2 separate regions of the Homo sapiens genome follow, and region 2 is linked to region 1. A link is a loop called in an ENCODE intact Hi-C map of the cell type or tissue named here. Cell type or tissue: dorsolateral prefrontal cortex. All regions are shown on one strand.

Region 1 (8,000 bases):
CAGACTCTGCTGCGCTCCTGAGTTGCTCCTGGCGGAATTCCAGCCACCCGACATGGGTGTCTCATTTTCGGCTTCTGGGCCATGTCGGGACGGCGGAGGACCCCGGGGGACCGGCGGGAGAGTGGGAAAGGTGGGGCGGGAAAGCCGAGCGAGGCCCTCACTCGCCCATCTGTTGGCGGGGGCGGCAAGTGGGTTTCTTTCTTGCGTTCAGATTTTGCAGTAATTTGCATCTGGACATGGGATACGGGAGGCCAGGCTGCTCCTCGCAGTACACCCACCCACGCCTGCACCTGCCTCAGCGAAGCCGCTCGCCGCTGGTTCCAGCACAGGCTAAAGAGCTTCGGCATCCAGAAAACCAGAAGCGCGCCGCGCACGCGCGCCAAGGAGTTCGGCGACGGCCCCGCCCCTTCGGGGGTAGGGACAGCGCGGCTTCCGCCGGGAGCCCGGAACCGAGCCCAGGAGCCGGGGACGGTGCGCCAGTGCCCCCTCCGCGAGCCCCAACCAGTAGACGGTTCCCTGTCTCCCGCGCCCCAATTTCGATTTTCAAACGCAACTCCTACAGGATTCTGAGACCCCGTCCCATCTCCCATATCCCATTTCCAGCTGCAAATTACTGCAGAATCTGAACCCAGGAAAGAAACCCATTTGCCGACCCCCTCTTCCCTCTCCAGACAGGTGGAGAGCGGGTGAGGGTCTCGCTCGGCTTTCCCCCTGCACCTTTCCCACCCTCCCGCCCGTCCCTGGGGGTCCTCCGTCACCGCGGCCATGGCCCAGAAGCCGAAGGTGGACCCCCACGTCGGGCGGCTGGGATACCTGCAGGCGCTGGTCACGGAATTCCAGGAGACCCAAAGCCAAGGTGAGAGCCACGGTGGGATCAGGTGGCAGGGTCCGCTGTGACCGCCGCCCGGACCTGGCTTCAGTGCCGCTTTCCCGTTGCAGACGCCAAGGAGCAAGTCCTCGCCAACCTCGCCAACTTCGCTTATGACCCCAGCAACTACGAGTATCTGCGGCAGCTGCAGGTCCTGGATTTATTTCTCGATTCGCTGTCGGAGGAGAATGAGACCCTGGTGGAGTTTGCTATTGGTAAGGGCGGGGCCCGTTCCCTAGATGCCTAAATGGGCCAGGGTGAGATAAGTGAATTAGAAGTGAGTCCTTGGGGCCGGGCGTGGTGGCTCACACCTGTAATCCCAGCAGTTTGGGAAGCTAAGGCGGGCGGATCACCTGAGGTCATGAGTTCGAGACCAGCCTGGCCCACATGGCGAAACCCCGTCTCGTACAAAAATTAGCTAGACGTGGTGGAGAGTGCCTGTAATCCCAGCTACTAGTGAGCCTGAGGCAGGAGAAGCTTGAACCCAGGAGGCAAATGTTGCAGTGAGCTGAGATCGTGCCACTGCACCACAGCCTCGGGGACAAGAGTGAGACCCCGTCTCAAAAAAAAAAAAAAAAAAAAAAAAGCCGCACACAGTGGTGTGCACCTGTAGGCCCAGCTACTCTGGAGACTGAAGCAGGAGGTATTGCTTGAGTCTGGGAGGCAGAGGCCGAAGTGAGCTGAGATTGTGCTACTGCACTCCAGCCTGGGCGACAGAGTGAGACCATGTCTCAAAAAAATATGTTTTAAAAAGAGCAGTTTTGTAGCCGGGCGCGGTGGCACACACCTGTAATACCAGCACCAGCACTTTGGGAGGCTGAGGTGGGCGGATCACCTGAGGTCAGGAGTTCAAGATCAGCCTGGCCAACATGGTGAAACCCCATCTCTAACTAAAAATACAAAAATTAGCCGGGCATGGTGGTGGGCGCCTGTAATCCCAGCTACTTGGGAGGCTGAGGCAGGAGAATCGCTTGAACCCGGTAGGCAGAGGTTGTAGTGAGCCAAGATGGCACCACCGCACCCCAGCCTGGGCAACAGTGAGACTCTGTCTCAAAAAAAAAAGCAATTTCAGGCGGGTGAGGTGGCTCACACCTTTAATCTCAGCACTTTGTGAGGCCGAAGCAGGGAGATCACTTGAGTTCCGGAGTTCAAGACCAGCCTGGGCAACATGACAAAACCCCATCTCTGCTTTAAAAAAAAAAAAAAAAAAATTAGTCTGGCGTGGTGTCCCAGCTACTCAGGAGGCTGAGGTGGGAGGATTGCTTAAGCCTGGGAGGTCAAGGCTGCAGTGAGCTGGGATTGGGCCACTGTACTCCAGCCTGGGTGACAAAACGAGAATCTGTCTCAAAAACAAAAATAACTCATATTTAGTGTTTTCATATCAAGAGAAGCAGAGATGGCTTGCAGTCTGTAACTTATGGCTTCTGTAGTTGTTATGATCTTAAGACCTATTGAGTTATTCACTGGGTAGATATTTATTGCGCGTGTACCGTATATGCAAGCTACTGCTCTAAATGCTGGAGTATGGTGAACAGCTTAGGGAAAGGTCTTTGCCCCTCAGGAGCTTACATTCTAGTAGGGGGGACAGGTGGTTAGCAAACAAAAAAGATGATGCTCAGAAGGAAGTAAATGGGGTGATGAGAGACAGCAGTGGAAGGTGGGGGTTACTTCAGTTTTGGCCATCATGAGAAAGGCATTTTAGCCGGGACACAGCATGGGCAAAGGCCTTAAAACAGGAAGGAGCCAGACGGAAGGCTGATGTGGGAGGATCGTTGCAGTGAAGTGGAGAATGGCACAAAAAGAGTTTAGAGAGTTCAGTGGCACCAGAGCTTGCAGGAGTTTAGATCTAGGCCGTGGGAAATAGTTTGAAGCAAACAAAATTTTGAGAACAAACAAAAATTCCTTTTTCAAGCAATGCAGTGCCCACCTGTAGTCCCAGATACTCAAGAGGATCGCTTGAGCCCAGGAATTTGAGGCTGTCGTGTGCTGTGATTGCACGATTGCACCTGTGAATAGCCACTGCACTGCAGCCTGGCCAACACGCGCGTAGTCACCTGGCTGAAGTCTTGTCAGGCTTCTCCACTGTAAAATTACTCTTTCTTTCCCCTCTTTACGTATGATACCCATTGGAAGGAAGTCACTACATAAATTATCTTAAATCTCTCTTTTTATTCTCTTTTTCTTTTTTTTTTTTTTTTTTTTGAGATAGGGTCTCACTCTGTCACTTAGGCTGGAGTGCAGTGGTGTGATCATAGCTCACCATAAACTTGAACTCCTGGGCTCAAGCAGTCTTCCTGCCTTAGCCTCCCGAGTAGCTGTGACTACAGGTGTGCACCACCATGCCCAGCTAATTTTTTTTTTTTTTAATTTTTTGTTGTGACAGGATCTCACTGTGTTGCCCAGACTGGTCTCGAACTCCTGGCCCCAAGAAATAAATCCCTTGTAACCCTAAACAGACCCTCATTTCATAACACTGATTCTCGAAGGCCCCAACCAGGAATGCAAATGTTCCCCCTTCCGGTTTGTCTCATTGCCTCTTTGTGGTTTCTTTATCCCCTTTATTTCCTATAATCCAGAAATTGGGTTGAATGTCTTGATAGGATCAAATAACACATTTTTTATTTTATTTTATTTTATTTTATTTTATTTTTTGAGATGGAGTCTTGCTCTGTCGCCCAGGCTGGAATGCGGTGGTGCAATCTCAGCTCACTGCAACCTCTGCCTCCTGGGTTCAGACAGTTCTCCTGCTTCAGCCTCCCGGGTATGGGATTATAGGCGCCCGCCACCACGCCCGGCTAATTTTTGTGTTTTTAGTAGAGACGGGGTTTCACCGTGTTGGCCAGGCTGGTCTCAAACTCCTGACCTCAGGTGATCCGCCCGCCTCAGCCTCCCAAAGTGCTGGGGTTACAGTCGTGAGCCACCACACCTGGCCCAACTAACACATTTTTAAAAATACTTTTTATTTATTTATTTTTTTTTTTGAGATGGAGTCTTGCTCTGTCGCCCAGGCTGGAGTGCAGTGGCGCGATCTCGGCTCACTGCAAGCTCCGCCTCCCGGGTTCACGCCATTCTCCTGCCTCAGCCTCCCAAGTAGCTGGGATTACAGGCGCCCCCCCACCAGGCCCGGCTAATTTTTTGTACTTTTAGTAGAGACGGGGTTTCACCGTGTTAGCCAGGATGGGCTCAATCTCCTGACCTCGTGATCTGCCCGCCTCGGCCTCCCAAAGTGCTGGGATTACAGGCGTGAGCCACCGCGCCCGGCAAAAATACATTATGATAAGTGTGATTCAAATTTTTCAAAGACCATCCAGGTCTCCTCTAAAGAGGAGAGGAGATTCCTGGGGCCAGACTACAAATGAGGGTCTTCTCTCCATGAGGGGGCTCCAGCACATGTGTGTGCGGATTCACACCCCCACAGACAGCTGCCCCTTGGCCACTCCCTGGGTTTGGAAGTGCACACACCAACAGTGGCATTCACTCCTGGGAGTCAGGATCCAAGAGAGAGGCCCATGCAGCCGTGGGAGCAGGTTTAGGGCCTGGAGCTCCAGGTGCAGGGGAAGGACGGCTGTGGGCTTTGGGTGAGCTCCCTGGACTTACTGCCCCACAGAGGACCAGAGTGGGGCCTGCTAAAGCCAAGCCAGGGCAGGAGCCCCAGTTGCCCAGGTCCCCGAGTGATGCCAGCTCCTCTAGAAGATTATTATGCCAAACAAATATTCTAAAAAGTTGGTCTCTAAAACGTCCTCCGTCCCGTCCCTTTTCGTGCCTCTGCCCCCACAGCTGCTGCAGTCTGAACGGTGACGGTGGCCCCTGCAGAAGCATGTGGCTAAATCTCCACCAGGGGGCGATAGAGCTCCTCCAAATCAAGCTGCTGCCCCTGGAGAAAAATTGGCGGAAGTCACAGAGCAGTCCCCACCAAAAGTGTTTACCAAGTGGAGTCTTTCCTGCTGGCGTTTCCTCAGGGTCAGGAAGCAACTTTCCCAGGACAGGGGCACCCTGAGGTCCGGGTCCACTGAGCTATGGGGGCGGCGTGGGCCTGGGCTGGGTTCTTGCCATCCTGGGCAGCTTCCCGGCGTGGGTGACTGAGCCCGGGTCCTGGAGTCCGCGGTCCCAGCGTCTCCACTTCTCAGCTGATTCCTAGAAGCTGAGTCCCGTCCCTTCTCCGAGCGTGGTTTCCTCTCCCGCCTTGCCTGCGTCGCAAGCAGTTGTGGGAGCAGAAGTGTGTCTGTGCATCTGTGTCTCTGTGCAGGTATTTTAGAATTGTTAGGATCATTATCACCAGCTTTACTTTTCCCAACCATTTTTTTCCTCCTTTTTTTCTCTTCCTTCTTCTGCCACAGCAAGACCCCCCCGCCCCAAGCACAGTAGCTTTCTCAGCGTCGAATCCCTCCGTGGGACCATGTTGCAATGAAATTTCAACATGCAAATGAAATTTCTCGAAATTTCTCTTGTGTTTATTATGCATGACTGAGAAGGAGAGCCCCCGCGTATTTTCTTACTGCCGTCGTTTCCCTTTCTCTTAGTGTCTCTGCTTGGGGATCCCCGACAGGCACTTATTCTGCTGTTTCTGGAGAAGGCTCTGTGCTGCGCTTTGGAGCTTTGAGTCTTTTATCCGATGTGGCAGCCCTGAGATTGTGATCTCCCTGAGCCAGAGCCAGCCTTACTTCTGTCTGCATGGTTTGAGTGCTTAGGCCTTTTGGCCTAGGGAGGAGGAAAGAAGGGGAAGAAAAGGCAGGAGATCTTCACTTAATAGGTGTGGAGTCCTGGCCATGACTTGGTGCAACACCCCTGAGCAGGGTTGGTTCTGGAAGGACTGGCACAGTGGAGAGCTGAGTCAGATTGCCCATGGCTGTGGCTCGCAGAACCAAAACCAAGCTGGGTATGGTGGCTCACACCTGTAATCCCATTTGGGAGGCCGAGGGGGGTGGATCACTTGAGGTCAGGAGTTCGAGACCAGCCTGGCCAACATGGCAAAACCCCGTCTCTACTAAAAATACAAAAATTAGTTGGGTGTGGTGGCGCACACCTGTAGTCCCAGCTACTCGGAGGCTGAGGCAGAAGAGTTGCTTGAACCAGGAGACAGAGGTTGCAGTGAGCCAAGATCACGCCACTGCACTCCAGCCTGGGTGACAGAGCAAGACTCTGTCTCCATAAAAAAAAAAAGGAACCAAAACCATTGTCTGCTTGGTTGAGCAGGGTGGTTCATACCTGTAATCCCAGCATTCTGGGAGGCTGAAGCAAGAGGATTGCTTGAGCCCCCAGGAGGTCAAGAGCAGCCTGGGCAACATAGCAAAACCCTGTCCCTACAAAAACAAACAAAACAAGTATCTGCTTGTTGGCAGGCAGCACAGTGAGTTGGATGAGAGCTGGGCCCTGGGGTCAGGCAGGCATCTGGGTGTGGGCTCTCTCTCCTCCAATCATCTGTCAGATGGGGACAGTGCCAGTAGCTGCTTCACATCAGTTGAGAGAATTAAATGAAACACCACAGTGCTCTTTTAGGGTTAGTGTCTGCAGCCATAGATAGGATTCCCTTGGTTGCCATCCAAAGACAAATACCCAAAACCCTTTGAGGGTGAGCTGTCGCCCCTTGTCCCAGAGAGGTGAGGTGCGGGATGGGATAACGTCCTATCAAGGGAATCACTCATCTGCTCCAGGAATTCTTACCTTCTGGAAAAACATCACGGAATGACAGGAACACCGATCCTCAGCCTCCCAGAGGGTGCCCAGGCAATGTCAGGTGGGGAGAGCCTGGCTGCAGGCCCGGTGCTGTTGTGCCCCCATCACGGATGGCATTAGCTCACACTTGGGGAGCACCCACTGCATGCCAGGCGCTTGCATCTTGTGCATTGGACATAGTACTAAAGTAGATGTGCTTACACCGCCTTCTTTCCAATCAGGACTCTGAGGCTTAGAGAGGTTCTGTGGGCTGGCCAAAGGTTTAAAGAGTACCAGACCTAGGCCGGGCATGGTGGCTGACGCTTGTAATCCCAGCACTTTGGGAGGCCGAAGTGGGCAGATCACCGGAGGTCGGGAGTTCGAGACCAGCCTGACCAACATGGAGAAACCCCATCTCTACTAAAAATACAATTAGCTGGGTGCGGTGGCACGCGCCTGTAATCCCAGCTACTCAGGAGGCTGAGGCAGGAGAATCGCTTGAACCGAGGAGGTGGAGGTTGAGGTGAGCCAAGATCACGCCATTGCACTCCAGCCTGGGCAACAAGAGTGAAACTCCGTCTCAAAATAAATAAAGAGTACCAGACCTGAGACTTAAACCCAGAGCAGTCAGAGTCTACAAGCTAGTCCCTTGGCCCTTTTCCTGCCCTTAGAGGAGTTCCAATTCCTAGGATTGTGGAGCGAAAGCGAGAAAGGAGTTTACTCCAAATTGCTCATTTTATCAATAAGGAAGCTGCGGTGCAGACAGCTGCCCCTCGTCTGGCTGTCGCAGGCCAGGATGAGAATGCAGGCTTCCTTCCGTCTGTCCCTGCAGCCACCACACTCACAGGTACCCTTCCATGCTGGCTTTGCTGTGGCAGCTCTGAGTGAGGTCTGCTCTTTGGCCCAGCACTTCTGCCTCCTCTCTGAGGGCTGGAAGCTGGATGCTATCCAAACAAATGGATTCGCTCACCCTGCACACTAAGGCCAATTACTGACAAAAATCGCAGTGAGAAAGTGAGGCTTTGTTTTTGTTTTTGGTTTTGGTTTTTTTGAGACAGATTCTCACTCCGTTGCCCAGGTTGGAGTGCAATGGTGCAATCTCGTCTCACTGCAACCTCCGCCTACCTGGTTCAAGCAATTCTCCTGCCTCAGCCTCCTGAGTAGCTGGGATTACAAGCACCCGCCACCACACCCAGCTAATTTTTGTATGTTTAGTAGAGACGGGGTTTCGACATGTTGGCCAGGCTGATCTCGAACTCCTCACCTCAGGTGATCCGCCCGCCTCGGCCTCCCAAAGTGCTGGGATTACAGGCGTGAGCCACTGTGCCCAGCCAAAAGTGAGGCCTTTATTGTGGGGCGACAAGCAAGAAGAATCCGGCAGCTCATGCTTAAGACCCAAATTCCCAGATGGCTTATGGTTAAGGGTGTTCAAAGGCAGGAGGCAGAGGTTACAGACAAAGTTTTAAATCAACACCAGGAG
Region 2 (8,000 bases), 150 kb before region 1:
AGGTCAGCCTCATTCAACAAGCATTTTAGCACCACGTCAGGGAGTGGCTTGGAAAGAGTGGGTGTGGGAAGCCCAGAGCCATGATTAGGACACATTCATACCCCTTAGGGTCTTAAGGGGCAGATACCCTCCCTTGGGTCCTCAGAGATGGGAATGGAGGCCTGTGGAGAAGGTGGGCTTCCCCTCAGGGAGCAGAGCCCACGCTCAGCCAACCAGCTCCCAAGCCACAGAATGACTCCACTCAGACTCAAGAGATGTCAGGGTTCAAGCTGCTCAGCTTACAGATGAGGAAGCTGAGACCCAGAGAGGTTAAGTGAGGGACAAAGGGTGGCAGTTTGCCTGATAAGGCTGGTGAGAAAGAAAACTCTGGCCAGCCTCGGACTGTGGCTGGTGGAGGGGGTCGCCTGGCTCCCTTCTCTTCTGGAGTAGGGTGGAAGGTTGAACAGAAGGCTAGGAAACCTGAAGAATAAGGCGTGTCATGTAGGGACCAGAGTCTGGAAGGCGGAGGTCGACCGCCACCTGCCGGGCACAGACCCTATGCAGCCAACACAGCTCCCAGTGGGAGCTACCTGCTCAAATACTCAACTCTGCCACGTGGCACGTGTGACACCCTCCCCCCACCCCGTGCTCACGTGTCCCCCACAGTCCATGAGTGCCCCATGTGGGCTGGGCCTCCCTGCCCTTCGAGGTATTTGTCACACACTCCCCGACCCGGTCTCTAAGCTGCAGAGTCCCACACAGCAGCCTCAAGCCACAAGGAGCTGTCGAGCCCTTGGAATGTGGCTGATCGGAACCAAGACAAATACACACTGGATTTTGAAAACTTAGTATGAAAAGGGGGATGTCAAACAGCTCAGTAATGTTGTATACTGATTCCATGTTAAATGCTAAAGTTTGGGGTATATTGGGTTATATGAAATATATTATTAATTATTGTATTTATTTATTTTTTTTTTTGGAAACAGAGTCTCACTCTGTCACCCAGGCTGGAGCGCAGTGGCGCAATCTCGGCTCACTGCAACCTCCGCCTCCCGGGTTCAAGCGATTCTCGTGCCTCAGCCTCCCGAGTAGCTGGGATTACAGGCACCCGCCACCAAGCCTGGCTAATTTTTGTATTTTTAGTAGAGATACGGTTTCACCATGTTGGCCAGGCTGGTCTGAAACTCCTGACCTCAGGTAATCTGCCCACGTTGGCCTCCCAAAGTGCTGGGATTACAGGTGTGAGCCACCGCGCCTGGCCCAATTTTACTTTTTAACTTTTTTAATTTTAAAATTGCACTCGTGGTTTGCATTCTATTTCTACTGGACAGGCGGCTCTTGATGGAGGACCCAGGGACGGATTACTGAGGGGCCCCCAGATTCTGTCCTGTCGAGGACTCCAAGGAGAGACGGGGCTAGTGTGAGGTGTGGCTGGTAAGTTAAAGTTCATCACCACCAGGGGGCAGCACCTCCCCTCAAACGAGACCCAGAGCTGGCGAATGGACTCAGCTCTGGATTGCCTGGAATAAGAGGGAAGAGAGCGCAGAAAGGCCAAGGGCCCTTCACCTGTTCTCCGTGGAACAAAAGAACTGAACCCATGGGTTGGTGCTGCCACTTTCCGGAGCTGGGGGCAGGTACATGGCCTCGGAGAAGCATGTCAGCAGCAGTTTCAGCAGCTCCATCCTTGTAGGAGGAAGGGGGAGGGCACCTTAGGATCCCAGTCCCCTCTTGGAGGTTCTGCCCACCCAGCCCAGCGCCCCAGCCCAGGTCCATGGAAGGAAGTTACTCCCGTTGACCCCTGTAAGGTCAAGGTCGGGTCATAGGTGAGGACGGTCTTCTGGGAAGACCCCATGGGCTTTCTGAGCTGTGCGGGGGCCCGGCCCGGGGTCCAGCTGCATTGAGGGCTCCGGGCCTGGGCGAAGCTCACCGGTTCATATCGTGGATGTAGTTAGGCTGGGGGGAGTGAGCGAAGCCCACACCAGCCTCCCAGATGTATTCACAGCTGTCCAGGGAGTGGACGTCCTCTGCCGAGTCCTGGGGACAGGCCAGGAAGAAGCCGGGTTAGGGGGTCGAGAGGTGAACAGCAGCCTGGGTCAGAACCTGGCCACCTCGAGCCTCACACAGTCCCAGGGGCAGAGACCGCCAGTTCTCCTAAAGACAGGTCCTCAAAATGGCCTGGCCCTCATGCACAAGAGCAGGAGTGAATATTCTTAGGCCTCTTGAAAGCTCATTTTTCTTCCATCTCAGACTGGTTCTTTCACTTGCTCAGTCCAGTTTGGGACAGGGAGAAAGGGAGGGAGGGGCAGGGGATTGGGTGCCCCGGGTTTGGGGGTGGGCAGAGAAGACTCAAGGTGAAGTCCATGCCACCACAGGAAGCAAGAGGGCCAGCCCTCCTGTGTCTGAGCCCCACACCCCTGGGCAAGCAAAGACAATGGGTGTCTGTGCCCAGCCATCCGAACGCAGCGGGCAGGGCCAGCCCCAGCTGGCTTCCCTCAGCTGTACCAGCTGCCACCCAGGCCTACATGTGCCAGGCAGCTCAGCTCTCCTGGAGCCCCCCGGCCCCCAGTGCAATCCGCCCAAGGGAACTTCAACTGGCCCGGCCCCAACCCAGGACCAGAGCCTACTCCGCCTGGGGGTGGGGGGCTGGGGGACACTCACCACAGTGCTCCTCCGGTGGCTCTGAACCGTGAAGTCCGGGCAGAAGAGCAGGTCAGCAATGGCCAGGAGCAGGGACTCGGCCAGGGGCCTGGCATGCTCATCATCCTCTTCTCCCTGCTGGGGACACAGCACCCACAGGCTGCCTCAGTGATAGCTGGCCAGGAAGAGGTGGCCCAGGGCTTGGGGGTGGTGGAGGACAGGGGCTGAGCCCAGGCGGGCACCCATGGGCAGAGGAATGAAGGGACAGGAAGTGGACTCCTGGTTGCCCCAAACCTCCCAAGGCAGAAGTGGGGCACAGCAGGGAGCCGGGCCGGGAACAGCGAGGGAACCTCCCCTACTGACTGGAGGGGGCCGGGCGGTGACCCCAACATCAAGAGTCTCAGCCCTGCTAGGAATCACTGTGTTGCATCCCTCAGCACCTCACCTGGACATAAACCCAGGGCAGGTGGTGTGGGGGAGAGAGGACAGTGTGGTCCCTCTCCGGCCCTCAGAGGGCCCAGCTCCTCTGCCTCCACCTCTGCCCAGTGACCCCTGGCTCTCAGCTTCTCTCCATACCCTACTTCCTCCAGACTGTGGGCACAGAAACCCCCATGGGAGGGGAACTGAGGGCCCAAGGAGGTGGCATTGAACACCATCCCTCAGCAGCACCCACTGGCCCCACCCCTGTACTTCCCAAATCCCAGAAGAGGCTTGGAGGAGCATGGCCGGCCCTAAAGGGCGCTCTCCCTGTGACGCCAACTCTGCCTCCCACCCAGCCCTGGCCAGGCCCACAGACCCCTCCTCGCCCTGCCCCGGGCACTGTGGACCAGAAGAAGCCCCTCCAGTCGGGGTCCTCAAAGATGTAGGGCAGCACGCGGGTGAGCAGCCGGCTGCAGTTCAGGACGATCTGCTTCTCCTTCTCCGAGTGGCAGCCACTCTCAGCTCCCTGCACCAGCTTCTCAACGGCCTGTGGGGGCAGGCAGGAGCAGAGGGCAGGCTGGAAGGTGGGGAAAGGACCCTGGCACTTGGGGTCAGGGTGGGCACCCAGGCTGCAGAGGAGGGTCAGGGGGGGCACCCAGGCTGCAGAGGAGAGACAGTGGGGCCACAGGCAGAGGAGCCACCTGGAGTTGGGGTCGGCCAGCCTTGGGGGACTGGGACACAGGCCAGAGCAGCTTGGAGCATCAGGACAGCCAGGGCCCAGCTAGCCACTGGATGGCTGAGGCCTTGCTAAGTGAGTCTCCCAGCCTCAGTTTCCCTATCTGTAAACTGGCGACCCTGGCAGTACCCACCCCACAGAGGGAGCTAAATGAACTGATCTGTGGAAGGTGCTCAGTCAGATGTGGCCTGGAGGACTCCCCCATAAATGACGGCTGCCGTGGTCCCAACGCCCAGCAAAGAGAACCACAGAGAAGTGGAAGAGCTGAGTGAGGCCACAGGGCTGCCTGCCCCTGTGGGGCGGGAGGCCCTGGATGCGCCTGCCTTCTCCTGCTGTGGGCTGGGAGGGTGGAAGAGTAGCAGGAGGGACTGGGCAGCCCTCACCTTGTAGCACAGGGTGGCCAAGTTGGAGGGTGACTCTTCCCGCACGGCCCGGATCTCTGCTGCCGGCACCAGTGCAAACACATCCTGCACCGAGGTGGCTGTGTCTGCCCAGAACTGGTCCCAAAAGGCATCATCGGTGGCTTCCACGGGCTGTGGGGGGACCAAGGGTCCAGAGTTACACAACTCCTGGCCAGAGGGCCTACACTTTGCCCAACTTGTGGCCAGGAGAGACCCTGAGAGGGAAGCCAGAGTCCCCCTACCTGCTGGGGTCCCAGAGCCATCCCACATGGGTGGGGGACATACTTCAGCCACCACAACCCCTGGACAGCACAGTCAGGCTGGAGACACCAGGCATGCATGGTCAGGGGTCAGCTAGGCACAGAGTCAGCCAAAGCCCAACGCCACCCCTGAGGAGGTGTGTGACCCTGGTTAAGTCACCATCCTCCCCTGGCAAAGCAGGCTGACCTCCCCACCTGGGCACAGCCCCAGGCCACACCATTAGGTCAAATGCTCAGGGATCCAGGTCAAGACCATGCCCTCTCTCCATGGGAAGAAGACAAAGGTGACTTGTACTCCGTTTCCAGTCACCCAGGATGCCCGCCACAGGCCTCCGGCTCTGCCCTCTCACAGCACACCCAAAACAGCTGCCACATCTGGTGAATTCACCTCTGTGGCTCTCTGACCCCAACACGCCCCTCTCAGCGCCCACCTCCAGCGCTGCAGCTCAGGCTGCCCTTGCCAGGGCTGCCAACTTCAAATCCACCTCTTTCAACCCTGCCTCTATGCTGCTGCCAACGCATGCACCGAGGTGGCATCCTGCATGCACCACGGCACCGCTGCCACAGGCACTGCTTCCTCACCCAGAGCCCTTCAGGGGCTCCCCACTGCCTGCTGGGACAAGTCCAAACCTCAGCCCAGCACTCAGCCAAGATCTCACAGAAACATGCCTTACACACGTGCACACAGACACACATGCGTACACACGTGTCATACACACATACACCTGCATTTACTACTCCAGGACTCCACCCTGCCATCTCTTCTCTTGACCTTCACCCAAGCTGTTCTCTCTTCCCCCTTCCCCTTTTCCCCACAACAATGCATTCCAAAATCCATTCCCACGGAGGCAACAGGCCTTAAAAACACACATGCCCAGCCAGGCACAGTGGCTCATGCCTGTAATCCCAGCACTTTGGGAGGCTGAGGTGGGTGGATCACCTGATCAGGAGTTCGAGACCAGCCTGGCCAACATGGTGAAACTCTGTCTCTACTAAAAATACAAAAATTAGCCAGGCGTGGTGGCAGGCGCCTGTAATCCCAGCTACTCGGGAAGCTGAGGCTGGAGAATCACTTGAACCCAGGAGGCAGAGGTTGCAGTGAGCCAAGATCATGCCACTGCACTCCAGCCTGGGCAACAAGAGCAAAACCCCATCTCAAAAAAAAAAAAGTACACAAGATATAAAACTTCGTCTAGGATGCTCACAATTCATGTTAAATTATACATGAATAAAAGACTAGAAGAGGCTGGGTGAGGTGGCTCACGCCTGTAATCCCAACACTTTGGGAGACTGAGGCGGGTGGATCACAAGGTCAGGAGTTCAAGACCAGCCTGGCCAAGATGGTGAAACCCCGTCTCTACTAAAAACACTAAAATTAGCTGGGCATGGTGACGGGTGCCTGTAATCCCAGCTACTCAGGAGGCTGAGGCAGAGAATTGCTTGAACCCAGGAGGCAGAGGTCGCAGTGAGCCGAGATCGCGCCACTGCATTCCAGCCTGGGTGACAGAGCAAGACTCTGTCTCAAAAAAAAAAAAAAAAAAAAAAAGACTAGAAGAAAATGAACCAGAATGTTAGTAGCAACTCTCTCTCTGGGTGGTTTTATATTTTTCTTTATGTTTTTCTGTAAGAGCACATGTTACTATTTTTTTCCTTTTGAATGTTCATCTGTTAAGGGACCAGAGTGTCCAAGGCACGCGCACCTCCTCGGGCCCATCCCTTTATGGCTCCTTCTGAGTGTCACTTCCTGCAAGACACCTTCCTGCTTTCTCCAACACAGCTTTTTTCCTTCTCTGAAATCCTACAGCCAATAAAACCTGAGGTCCCTGCTACCACCACAAGCCTGCACTTCATACATGTTACTCTTATCATCAGAAAAAAATATATATCTTATTTAAAAATAATTCTGGGGCCGGGCGTGGTGGCTCATGTCTGTAATCCCAGCACTTTGGGAGGCCAAGGTGGGAGAATTGCTTGAGCCCAGGAGTTCAAGACCAGCCTGGGCAACATGGCTTTTGTAGAGACCCTATCTCTACAAAAAATAAAAACAAATTCACCAGGTGGGCCTGCCCAACCTCTAAGGAGGCTAAGGTGGGAGGATCCCATAAGCCCAGAAGGTCAAGGCTGCAGTAAGCTGTGATGGCACCACTGCACTCAAGCCTGGGCAACAGAGCAAGACTCTGTCTCAAAAAAGTAATAATGGCCAGGTGAGGTGGCTCACACCTGTAATCCCAGCAGTTAGGGAGGCCAAGGCAGATGGATCACAAGGTCAGGAGTTCGAGACCACCCTGGCCAATGTGGTGAAACCCCGTCTCTACTAAAAATACAAAAATTAGCTGGGTGTGGTGGTGCATGCCTGTAGTCCCAGCTACTCAGGAGGCTGAGGCAGAAATCGCTTGAACTCGGGAGTTGAAGGTTGCAGTGAGCCAAGATCGTGCCACTACACTCCAGCCTGGGTGACAGAGTGAGACTCCATTTCAAAAATAATAATAATAATAATAGGCCAGGCGCGGTGGCTCACGCCTGTAATTCCAGCACTTTGGGAGGCTGAGGTGGGTGGCTCACGAGGTCAGGAGTTTGAGACCAGCCTGGCCAATATGGTGAAACCCCTCTTTACTAAAAATACAAAAATTAGCCAGGCATGGTGGCACATGCCTGTAATCCCAGCTACTGGGGGAGGCTGAGGCAGGAGAATCACTTGAACCCAGGAGGCGGAGGTTGCAGTGAGCCAAGATCGCACCACTGCACTCCAGCCTGGGCGACAGAGTGAGACTCCGTCTCAAAAAAATAAAAAATATAATAATAATAATGGCTGGGCACAGTGGCTCACACCTGTGATCCCAACACTTTGGGAGGCTGAGGCAGATGGATTGCTTGAGCCCAGGAGTTTGAGACCAGCCTGAACAACATGACGAAATACCATCTCTACAAAAAAAATCAAAAAAATTAGCTGGGCATGGTGGCACACACCTGTCATCTCAGCTACTTGGGAGGCTGAGGTGGGAGGACTGCCTAAGCCCAGGAAGCTGCAGTGAACCAGGATCGTACCATGGCACTTCAGCCTCGGTGACAGAGTGGTTCACACCTGTAATCCCAGAGCTTTGGGAGGCTGAAGCAGGAGGATCACTTGAGCCCAGAAGTTGAAGACCAGCCTGGGTAACATAGTGAGACTATCTCTACAAAAAAAAAAAGAAAAAATTAGCCACGTGTAGTGGCACGCACCTGTAGTCCCAGCCACTCAGGAGGCTGAGGCAGGAAGATCACTTGAGCCCAGGAGTTCAAGGCTGCAGTGAGCTGTGATTGTGCCACTGTACTCCAGCGTGCATGACTGAGTGAGACCCTGTCTCTAAATATTTAATAATAATAATTCTGGTCTCTGAAGCTACTTCTTCTAAGAAGCCTCCCAGAGCCCCAGGCTTGCTTGCTCCCACCTGGGAACCTCCGGCCCCACCCCACCCCCACCCTGCGTTGTTCCTGCCTCCACAGTCTGGGTGCACGTGCCTTGAAGCCCCATCAGTCCCTGACCTTGCCAGTAAGGCATATGGCAGATATTCAGCCAATATTTGTTCC

What was found. Peaks named below come from ENCODE experiments on the same cell type or tissue, not always from the same donor. Only the 100,000 strongest peaks of a DNase experiment are listed, where the experiment ranks them.
Region 2: it touches region 1 in a loop (6-fold over the local background); 39 of 110 quality-filtered maps call a loop at or near these places.

What each region holds. Positions count from the first base shown.
Region 1 is chr17:75,109,524-75,117,523 of GRCh38, forward strand. ARMC7 (armadillo repeat containing 7) reads left to right here and starts at 446. Exons shown (of 3, transcript NM_024585.4): 1 at 446-856; 2 at 940-1,083. The coding sequence starts at 766. It also overlaps a transcript of SLC16A5 not described here. RefSeq lists a silencer at 437-516 and enhancers at 4,417-4,956, 5,398-5,457, 5,498-5,547. In dorsolateral prefrontal cortex, CTCF peaks have their summits at 365, 564, 4,705 (motif pointing right) and 4,904; DNase peaks (open chromatin) are centred at 108, 368, 868 and 4,698; H3K4me3 peaks cover 3,366 bases; H3K27ac peaks cover 2,656 bases.
Region 2 is chr17:74,960,328-74,968,327 of GRCh38, forward strand. HID1 (HID1 domain containing) reads right to left here. Exons shown (of 19, transcript NM_030630.3): 2 at 4,156-4,305; 3 at 3,413-3,583; 4 at 2,638-2,754; 5 at 1,907-2,013; 6 at 1,546-1,662. Among named protein-coding and RNA genes, the nearest start is that of HID1-AS1, 6.4 kb to the right of the region's middle. RefSeq lists enhancers at 111-180, 191-460, 2,972-3,472 and silencers at 387-681, 4,537-4,695. In dorsolateral prefrontal cortex, CTCF peaks have their summits at 1,432 (motif pointing right) and 1,636; DNase peaks (open chromatin) are centred at 1,444 and 2,444; H3K4me3 peaks cover 810 bases; H3K27ac peaks cover 5,436 bases.